2 separate regions of the Mus musculus genome follow, and region 1 is linked to region 2. The links are chromatin loops, found by intact Hi-C in ENCODE. Cell type or tissue: heart. All regions are shown on one strand. Links, peaks and the distances in the headings refer to the core of each region. The heading gives the core; the rest is flanking DNA. Region 1 overlaps Cdyl (chromodomain protein, Y chromosome-like). Region 2 overlaps Rpp40 (ribonuclease P 40 subunit).

Region 1 (4,397 bases), core at 152-4,151, 86 kb after region 2:
GATGAACACAACTGTGTTCTAGCCAGACTTTACACAGACACACAATTCTATTTCCACATGAACAGTCCTCTTGTCATTAGGAAAAAGTGAAGCTCACTCTTAGCTTGCATGCCATACAAAACCAGGTGGTGAGTGGTATCTGCCTTATAGGCTGTCCTTTGCCAGCCACTGTACTAGTGCTTGTCTATGTCCATAAAGTCATCAATACAGAAACAGATGCCCCTCAACTAGTAGAGGCACCATGGGGAGAACACAGGAAATGAATGGAGACATTTGTTTTGATTCCTTCTGTGTCTGTGGCTCTTTCTACAAACTTTCATTTTCTCTGGACTTGGGAAACAAGAGCTCACTAGCAGATGATTAATAGTATTCTCTGCCTCTGAATGTCTATGACCCTCATGGCCATGGAATGTCAGCAGGACCTTGTGTCTAGTGTATATCTGGGAAATGCTGGCAAGACATCAGGTTTCAGTTACTAGCTAGCTGAGGTAGCATACACGGGTCAAGGCCAAGAGGAAAACTTGTTGCACATACCACGGCAGGATTGCTAACAATGCTAATGTGATTCTTTCCTGTGGGGCTAAGTGGCTCCCCAAGAAGCCCATAGACTATCTATGAGGTTCGAGCTGTGAGGACACACTGTAAGAGGGCCAGGAAGGGAAGGGGTTCAGGAGGTAGAGCCTGAGATCCAAGTGAAGCTCAGGGGGCAGACGAGAACCACAGCTCAGGGTATGCTGTCATGATGCCCGCACAGGTTGGGGCAGGGGCCCAAGGGTACCCAGAAGTGTTCCTGCTGCTTAAGGAGGTGAGCTCACTAGCTTGGTCAGAGGATACCACTCTGTCCATTATATGAATGAAAAGGATGGGAGATGTCAGAAGGCAGGTAGCAGGAGAGCTATGGAAAGCTACTGTAGAGTTAGCTGCTGGGAGTGTGACTCAATACAGCCCCTGTATGGTTAGCATGTGGCTCTGGGTTTCACTGGAAGTCTCTTATACAGAATAAAATCTAAAACTAGCAGTGGCAAGAAGACAGGATCAAGACTGTGAAAGACCAGCATGGCCAGTGGGGTCTGAATGAGAGAAGTATGAAAAACAGGCAAGCATTAAAGTGTGATGAGCAAGAGGAAAGGGGAAAGGCCCCTGGAAGGCCATCTTAGGAGATGGGCAGGTCATGGCTACTGAGAAGCAAGAAGATGGTGACAGACAGCACCCGGCTGAGCAAGCTTCTACTCCCAAACAAGATGCAACAGATGTGACAGGTGTGACATCGAGAAACAGACCAAACTCCTAGAGACACCCTTCACTGGAAGCATTTCTGTTGATTCACATGGGCAAGCAAAATAAAGGGTATGGTGTTTTAATCCATGCTGGCCATGTGAGAAACCGCAGGTAGGTTCTTAACCAAGCTGTGTGTAAGAGATGTAGATGGCGTCATAAAACCTGCTATAAAAATACCACCAGACTGTTTAGGGAGAGAGCCTGTACAGAGCGGTGCAGTGTGGCACAGCCATGGGTGCAGGAAGAGCCAGTGCTGATTTGTGATGAGTAACAAGGGCTTTGAAGAAAGAAAAACATCAAGACCTCCCAAAGGCCTGGGACCCACCCCACCCCCACCCCAGGCTTTGAGGACCCTTCTAGAGGATCCCTCTAGCATCACTGCCCAGCATGTGAACAAAGCCTTTCACACTCCTGTGGACACTCACCTTTTCCATTAACAGCTAAGCCTGTGGCCATGGCAGCAGTCACGGGGCCAGAAACCTGAGGCACTAGTGGATGTATTCGGGGCCTGCTCCCCATCCTGGCTCGCTCCGCACCAGGGCCCAGCAAAGCCCCAGTGGGCTTCTCTGCAGTCACCTCTGGGGCTACAGTGTCCTCGGCACCCTGATCCACAGGGTCCAGCTTCTCGGGGCTCTCCCCCTGAAAGCCATCAACCGAGGTCCTGCCCTTAACGGGGCTCTTAGGCACGAGAATTTTGATCCCTGACTTGGCGAGGTCCATGTTCTTGCGGTTTGCAAGAGATGGGGCTGGGTTTTTCCTGAACTTCTGGCTGGCAGCCAACAGCTGGCTGCTTTTGGACTCATGATCTTTGCCTACCACAAGTGCTTTGGAGTTGGTCTTGGAGAGAGTGCTGTGGGTGGACCTGGAAATCTGCTTCCGGGCGTTGCTGGGGGAGGCTCTGCTGGCACGAGCCAGGCTACCTTCCTTTTGCCTCTCGTTGTGGCGCCGGTTGAAGTCATGGATGTATTCCTCACAGTTCACCAGGTGCTGCTCAGGCTCCCACGTGTCATCCTCACTGTCATAGCCTTTCCACCGCACCAGATATTCTGTCTTCCCTTTCTTGTTTTTCCTTTTGTCAACGATACTTTCCACCTATGTGTGAGAGAAAGGTTAGAAACAAACCTCATTACTCGAGAAAGCTACAAGTTTAACAAGGAAACATTCATTAGCATCGCCAACACCATCACCACCTCCACCAACATCATCACTGCCACCTGCCATACAAGCAACTCCTTTGCAATGAGCTCAAACTACATGCCTACATTTTATATTCAAAACGTATGAATAGTATACACAAATCAAAATGTTATATGGCATCCCATTAACATGAATTTTTATGATGTTAGTATTAGTCAAAACATTTTTTAAGCCACATGTACAACAAAACAAACAGAAATGATACAGCCTCCTAAAAGTCGGGGCTAAGCAGGAAGACTTGCCAATTCAAGGTCAGCCAGGTCTATAACAGAAGGACCTTATCTTAAGACATCAGTTGTGTTTTAACCACAAGAAGTACTGGAATTTCAGAAATGTATCTTCATTTTCAGTATAAACTAGAAATACACTTGTAGCTGTAAAACCAAAAATACATCCGCAGATGTGCATGAGGTAGCTAGTTTCTTTATGATTCAAAAGGGCTTTTTCATTGTGACACTCGGCGCCTCTGCCTGAGTTGGTTCTAACGATCACAGGTGGGGCAGCATCAACCATTGGAAGCCTGTGCTGGCCACTCTTAGGTGACCAGCAGCAAGCGATAAGCTAGGAACAGCGAGAGCCTTCTGCTCAACCAAAGGAGTGTGAGTGAATGACTTTGAAACAACCGACAAGGCATGTTCCTCTTAATGGATGGAATGCTCTAGGACAGTCAGGCCATTTCCCCTCAAATCCTGGTTTTAAAAACGCTAACACCTTTGAAAGAAGATGATGTTGATCCTTTAGTGATGACTGACATGTTGTGTATCAAATTTGCATCTATTATTGTAATGCATTCTATTATTTGACATTCTAAGTGTAGACCGCAGACTTGACAATTCAGACGAAGGAAAATATTTGACAAGAACGCCCACATGTTATTGCAGAAACACCTATAATCGACTGTTGACACTCACACTTAATGTAAAAAGCACCAGACTGACCACAGGGGTCAGGTGTGACTTTGTGTATCAGCCAACAGCTATTAATTAAGGCCACAAAGGGCTAAGCCCAGCAATTTCCAAGAACATCAGCACATTCCTTGTAAAATTCCAGGCTAGAAGATCCAGCGTGTACCAATTTCTCTAATACTCCAAATAATGCTTGTTGACTAACTATAAGAGCACAAGCTTGTGGAAATGTCCCATCTTTATCTTAAAGATTTTTTATTCCTTAAAAACAATAAAAATAAAAAAAAGGGACAAATTCTCCAACACAGTTACTTAAGATACAGACAGAATTAAAGCCCTTAACTGGAGACCAGCCTCAATTTAAACATTCACTATTACTTCTATGTGAGGAGAATTAAGAACGGAAAGATTTGTCTCAGTGGGAAGCAGATTTCACCACCAACAGATCTCCTGCATCCAGAACTGCGGTCAGGTAGGTGTGAGCTGTTCTGTGCAGCTGGTAACACAGGAGAGCTCTGCAAAGACCTGACACACTCCTTCTCTTGGGAAGCCTTTCAAAAATCCATCTCCTGGCAGCTGTAGTTTAAAAGTTTTTAACTGTGTGTGGGAAACTGATTACATCTTAAAGGAAAACTATGTTTAATGCTGTTTTGCTCCCCTAAATCTATTTCTACCCCAAAAGCGTGCACTCAACCAGTACACCCTCTTTCCCTCATTTCATGTCCCTAAAGCCGAGGTGACTGTGAGAGGACACAGAACGGCTTCTTTTTCTCTCCCATTTCCCTGAATGCAGGCTTTTCTCCTTTGGGCCCCCAGGACCCTGCCGCTTTGCCAAAGGAGATACAGTATAGGAATCAGCCTCCGCAGTTACCTGACACAGTGTGGGCTTCTCAACCATTCAGGGCTGGGCTGTTCAGAGATGCTAAAAGAAGGCAACACTGAGCCAGTGGGTACTGCTAAAGAACAGATGCTTTAAGCTTCATGGTCACATGACCTTCCAACCACTCAACTCTTCTC
Region 2 (4,397 bases), core at 240-4,239:
AACACCTTTGTAAAGAAAGGTAAGAAGAAACACTGTCTCATATGAACAAGACAAGATGAAGAGCTATCGGAAGATCGCAGCAAAATATTGGGGTCCTTCCCTTGTCTTTAAAAGGGCCCATGGAAGTTAGATCATGTGATCAGCTGCGTGTATCACTTCTCCACCCGGCCATATTGTCGTTTTCTTTCCTGTGTCCTCTTTAGGTGGCAGCTAAATATCTTACCAAATTTAATTAGCCCTTGCAATAACTCAGGGAAGTAGGTGGAATCCCTTTAGATGAAGGTTAAGTAGCTTTTGAATATTAACTTTCTCAAATAGTTTCTGAATATTAACTTTGATCCTTGCATCAGTGTTTTGTCCTCTTGCCTCTTTAATGTGCACCTTTCTGCTAGGATCCCCAAGATTACAGGTTCTGTTCTGAGCCCATTCTCAACCTGTTGATAGGAAACTTGCACAAAAAGCCCCTGAATGTGGCCTGAGTCCTGGGGTGGTCTAGCTGGAGCCTTGCATGTATATGTTCCAGTGTATCTCTGGGGTGTAGTGGGTTTATTGAATGAGTTAGAGCTGTAGTAGATGCTGCCTGTTACCTACCTGGAAGATTCGTTGTCACGTGAAAACCATTCATAAACAAATGTTGTGCTACTTTAGTTACTTAATTACTTTTCTTGATTTTTCTTACAGGTTCATTCTCTGCATTAACATACAATACAAGTATTGATGAGGATAATACTGTTGCTCTCCTACCAAATGGTGACAGCATTCATTTTTTTTTCTTCCTTTCTTTATTAGAAAAGAAATAGCACTGCTTAAAAAAAAAAAAGTAGGCTAGAGAAATGGCTCAGCAGTTAAGAGCACTGACTGCTCTTCCAGAAGACCAAAGTTCAGTCCCACTTGGTAGCTTACAGCTATCTGTAACTCCAGTTTGAGTGAGTCCAGTGCCCTGTTCTGACCTCCATAGGCACCAGACACATCCATGTGCACAGACATAACATGAGGATAAAACACCCATATACATAAAAATAATAAAATAATAATTTTTTTGTTTTTGTTTTTTTTCGTGACAGGGTTTCTCTGTATAGCCCTGGCTGTCCTGGAACTCACTTTATAGACCAGGCTGGCCTAGAACTCAGAAATCCGCCTGCCTCTGCCTCCCGAGTGCTGGGATTAAAGGCTTGCGCCACCACGCCCGGCAAATAATAGTTTTTTAAAAGTCAAGTCATACAGCTCTAAACAGTAAAATGAAGCCTATCTTTGTGTTCCTTCTTAGATGGAACCATTTGATGTTTATCTTTCAAGAATTTATAAGCATACATTTTTTTGGTTTGTTTTTGTTTTTGAGACAAGGTATCTCTATGTAACCTTGGCTGTCCTAGAATTCACTCTGTAGACCAGGCTGGCCTTAAACTAAAAGATTCACCTGCCTCTGCCTCATGAGTGCTTGGATTAAAGACGTGTTTTACCAGCACCAGTAAGCATCAAATGTTTAACATTGGTTATATGACATTGTTTCTCAGTAGTCTTATTTTCCAAGGGGTATAACATAGACATGTTCCTGCTTCAGTGCAGATGGTTGTGACTTAGAACTTTTTGTTTTGTTTTGAGATAGGATCTTGCCATGTAGACCAGGTTGGCCTCAGATTATCATTTCTCTTGCCTCAGCTCTCCAAGTGCAAGGATTACACACATGAACCAGCACATCTCTGCCTGGCTTTAACATAGAGCTTTTAAATGTTTTGATGATATTTGAAGTAGGGGCTGGAGAGATGGCTCAGCAGCTAAGAGTGATTCCTGTCATTGCTAAGGATCCAAATTCAGTTCCCAGCAGCCACATGGCAGCTCACGACTCAAGTTCTAGGAGATCCGACATCCTCTTCTGACATTCACAGGCTCCTTGGTGTACTTACAAGCAGGCATACAAATACATATTTAAATTAAACTAAATTAAAATTTAAAGACAGTATTTGAAGTTATACAGACCACAGTTTGATCATTCTTTCCTTCATACAAATTTAATTGTTTCTAGTTTTGCTATTGTAATATGTATATATGTATATATGGTAGATAATACCACAAGCCTGGTGGCTCACACCTGCATCCTGGTATTTGGAAGGTTGAAGCAGGATAATTGCCACCAGTTTGAGCCCAGCCTCAACTACAGAGCAAAGTTCCAGACCAGTTGGGTACATTGCTAGATAATATCAGTGTGCTATAGACAAGTTCTTTGTGTATTCTTATCCCCGACATTTCACTGCTCAGATGTCTAGCTTTCTTAGAGAACACCAGCCATATTTTAACATCTCTCTTAGAAGAACTATTGTTTGATTTGTAGGGAAATTAATTTTATCACTAGATAAAGATACTTACGAAGAAACCGGACTTCAAGGTCGTCCATCTCGGTATTCTGGCAGAAAAAGTATGAAGTTTGGTAAGTATTACATGCGTTCCACTGGAGCCTAGCAAGTCAGTTTTCTTGTAACAAAACGTGAATGCCTTCCCTCTGATCTCTAATCGGAAAAATATGGTTCTTATCTTTGAAATCCTGACTCAAGGAGCTATTGGTTGCACTTCCTGGGGGATTAGATTAGTTGGTGCTGTTAAATTGTTCCTCTTTGGCTGTACACCACATTTTATAAGGGCTGGAGAACTGGACTACCCCTTGTATGCAGTGAAGAGGAACAACTTGATGTGCTTCGTACACAGATTCTTTGTGATTAGCAGTGGAAATTCACAAGTGAAGAGTTGGTTTTGAGGAAACTCTCTGGTGTGGACATCAATAACTAAGGCTAGCACAGACACAGGTACCTGATCTATGATCTAGGAAGGGCTTAAAGAATTTAAACCAACTATAGCTAGCAGCTCTCAACACTAGAAATAGCCCGCTGAGGGATATGTTTTTGATGAACACAATCTGTACAACTTACCAACTTACCAAAACTTTAGACATTTCTCTACAGTGTAAGCTCTGTATAATTCGAATGAAACAAGTATTCCTCTTTCTACTTTAAGTCATTTCCATTGACCTAATGGATTTATCCCTTAACCTGGATTCTAAGAAGTACAGAAGAATATCTTGGTCCTTCAAAGAGAAGAAGCCTTTGAAGTTTGATTTCCTTTTGGCTTGGCATCCTACAGGTATGAAGTGTGAATTATATGATGATACAGTGAGTTGAGGATCTGTTGGGCATAACGGAGGATCGAGTGGTGATATACTGCTGTGGTAGGGGATATTGCTTACGTAGGTGTGTGGGTATTGTGACAGAGCTGCTCTAGCTTTCCAGATGTCCTCAGCGCCTCAGCTCAGGGTAGGTTTTAAAGCAATCTGCCCCAATTTTCTTGGGTGTTCCTGCAGATCTAGAAAGCTTCACAGTGGTTTCAGAATAGCTAACGTGTAGTCTACCCCTTCTTCCTCTCTGCTTACATTAAAGAGCCTTTGCTAGAATAATTTTAAATCAGCATCAATTATAATTATATGTGTGTGATCTTTATCATTATTACAGGATAGTAACCCAGGAAGACTATTAAATGTCAGACAGCATTTGTTATGACTTTTAATTGATTGTAATACTAAATTTAGCGCCAGCTTATATGTTCATCAAGTATATTAATTTGCTTAGAACTTCCACGTGTATTGCTCCTTTTAGAAGTATCTCTTTGGCCCATTACAAGATTGTAATGAACCAGACCATTGGGAATTACGGTGGTGTGGTATGTCCTGTGGAGGAGAGGGAAACAAAGCACGTTTTGGAACTCTGCATCTATCTCCTCCTGGGAAGTTCCTCAACACATCAGCCCAAGAGAGCTTCTCTCTGTCCAGACGTTATAATGCTCGATGCCTCTCCTCCTCCTGCGTACAGCACATATGCAAGAGAGGAAGATGTTTTCTGATGTTTCTGTAACTTCTCCAAGGACTGTTCATGCAGTGGGTTTTGTTGTTGTGTTCTTTAAGATTTATTTATTTAATGTATGTGAGTACACTGTCACTGTCTTCAGACACACCAGTAGAGGGCATCAGATCTCACTACAGATGGTTGTGAGCCACCATGTGGTTTCTGGGAATTGAATTCAGGACCTCTGGAAGAGCAGTCCAGTCCTCTTTAACCACTGAGCCATCTCTCCAGCCCTTTGTAGCTTTTTATTCCTAGCCTACTAATTACTACCAGAGAAACTAAGGATGCTCCTGAGATTTTACACTCTCTATGAGCCCGCAAAGTCAGCACAGGTGTCATGGGTGCAAGTCCTGGCTCAAAAAAATAAAGGATTTGATTCCTCACAGTGGTAGCTGTTGACAAGTCAGGAAGCCCTGGTGGCAAGCGGATATTGTTACTCTCAGGACTCAAAGGCCTAAGAACCTGGAGCCTGGTACCTAGGAGCAGGAGAAGCCAGGCAGCTCAGCTCCA

Evidence for each region. Peaks named below come from ENCODE experiments on the same cell type or tissue, not always from the same donor. Only the 100,000 strongest peaks of a DNase experiment are listed, where the experiment ranks them.
Region 1: it touches region 2 in a loop (1.8-fold over the local background); 2 of 42 quality-filtered maps call a loop at or near these places.

Annotation. Positions count from the first base shown.
Region 1 is chr13:35,813,882-35,818,278 of GRCm38, reverse strand. Cdyl (chromodomain protein, Y chromosome-like) reads right to left here. Exons shown (of 10, transcript NM_009881.3): 5 at 1,704-2,370. Among named protein-coding and RNA genes, the nearest start is that of Rpp40, 90 kb to the left of the region's middle. In heart, for the core only: no CTCF peak of the experiment used is centred there; a DNase peak (open chromatin) is centred at 2,058.
Region 2 is chr13:35,900,041-35,904,437 of GRCm38, reverse strand. It overlaps Rpp40 (ribonuclease P 40 subunit), which reads left to right. Exons shown (of 8, transcript NM_145938.4): 2 at 1-19; 3 at 682-750; 4 at 2,330-2,425; 5 at 3,007-3,132. Among named protein-coding and RNA genes, the nearest start is that of Rpp40, 4.1 kb to the left of the region's middle. In heart, for the core only: no CTCF peak of the experiment used is centred there; no DNase peak of the experiment used is centred there.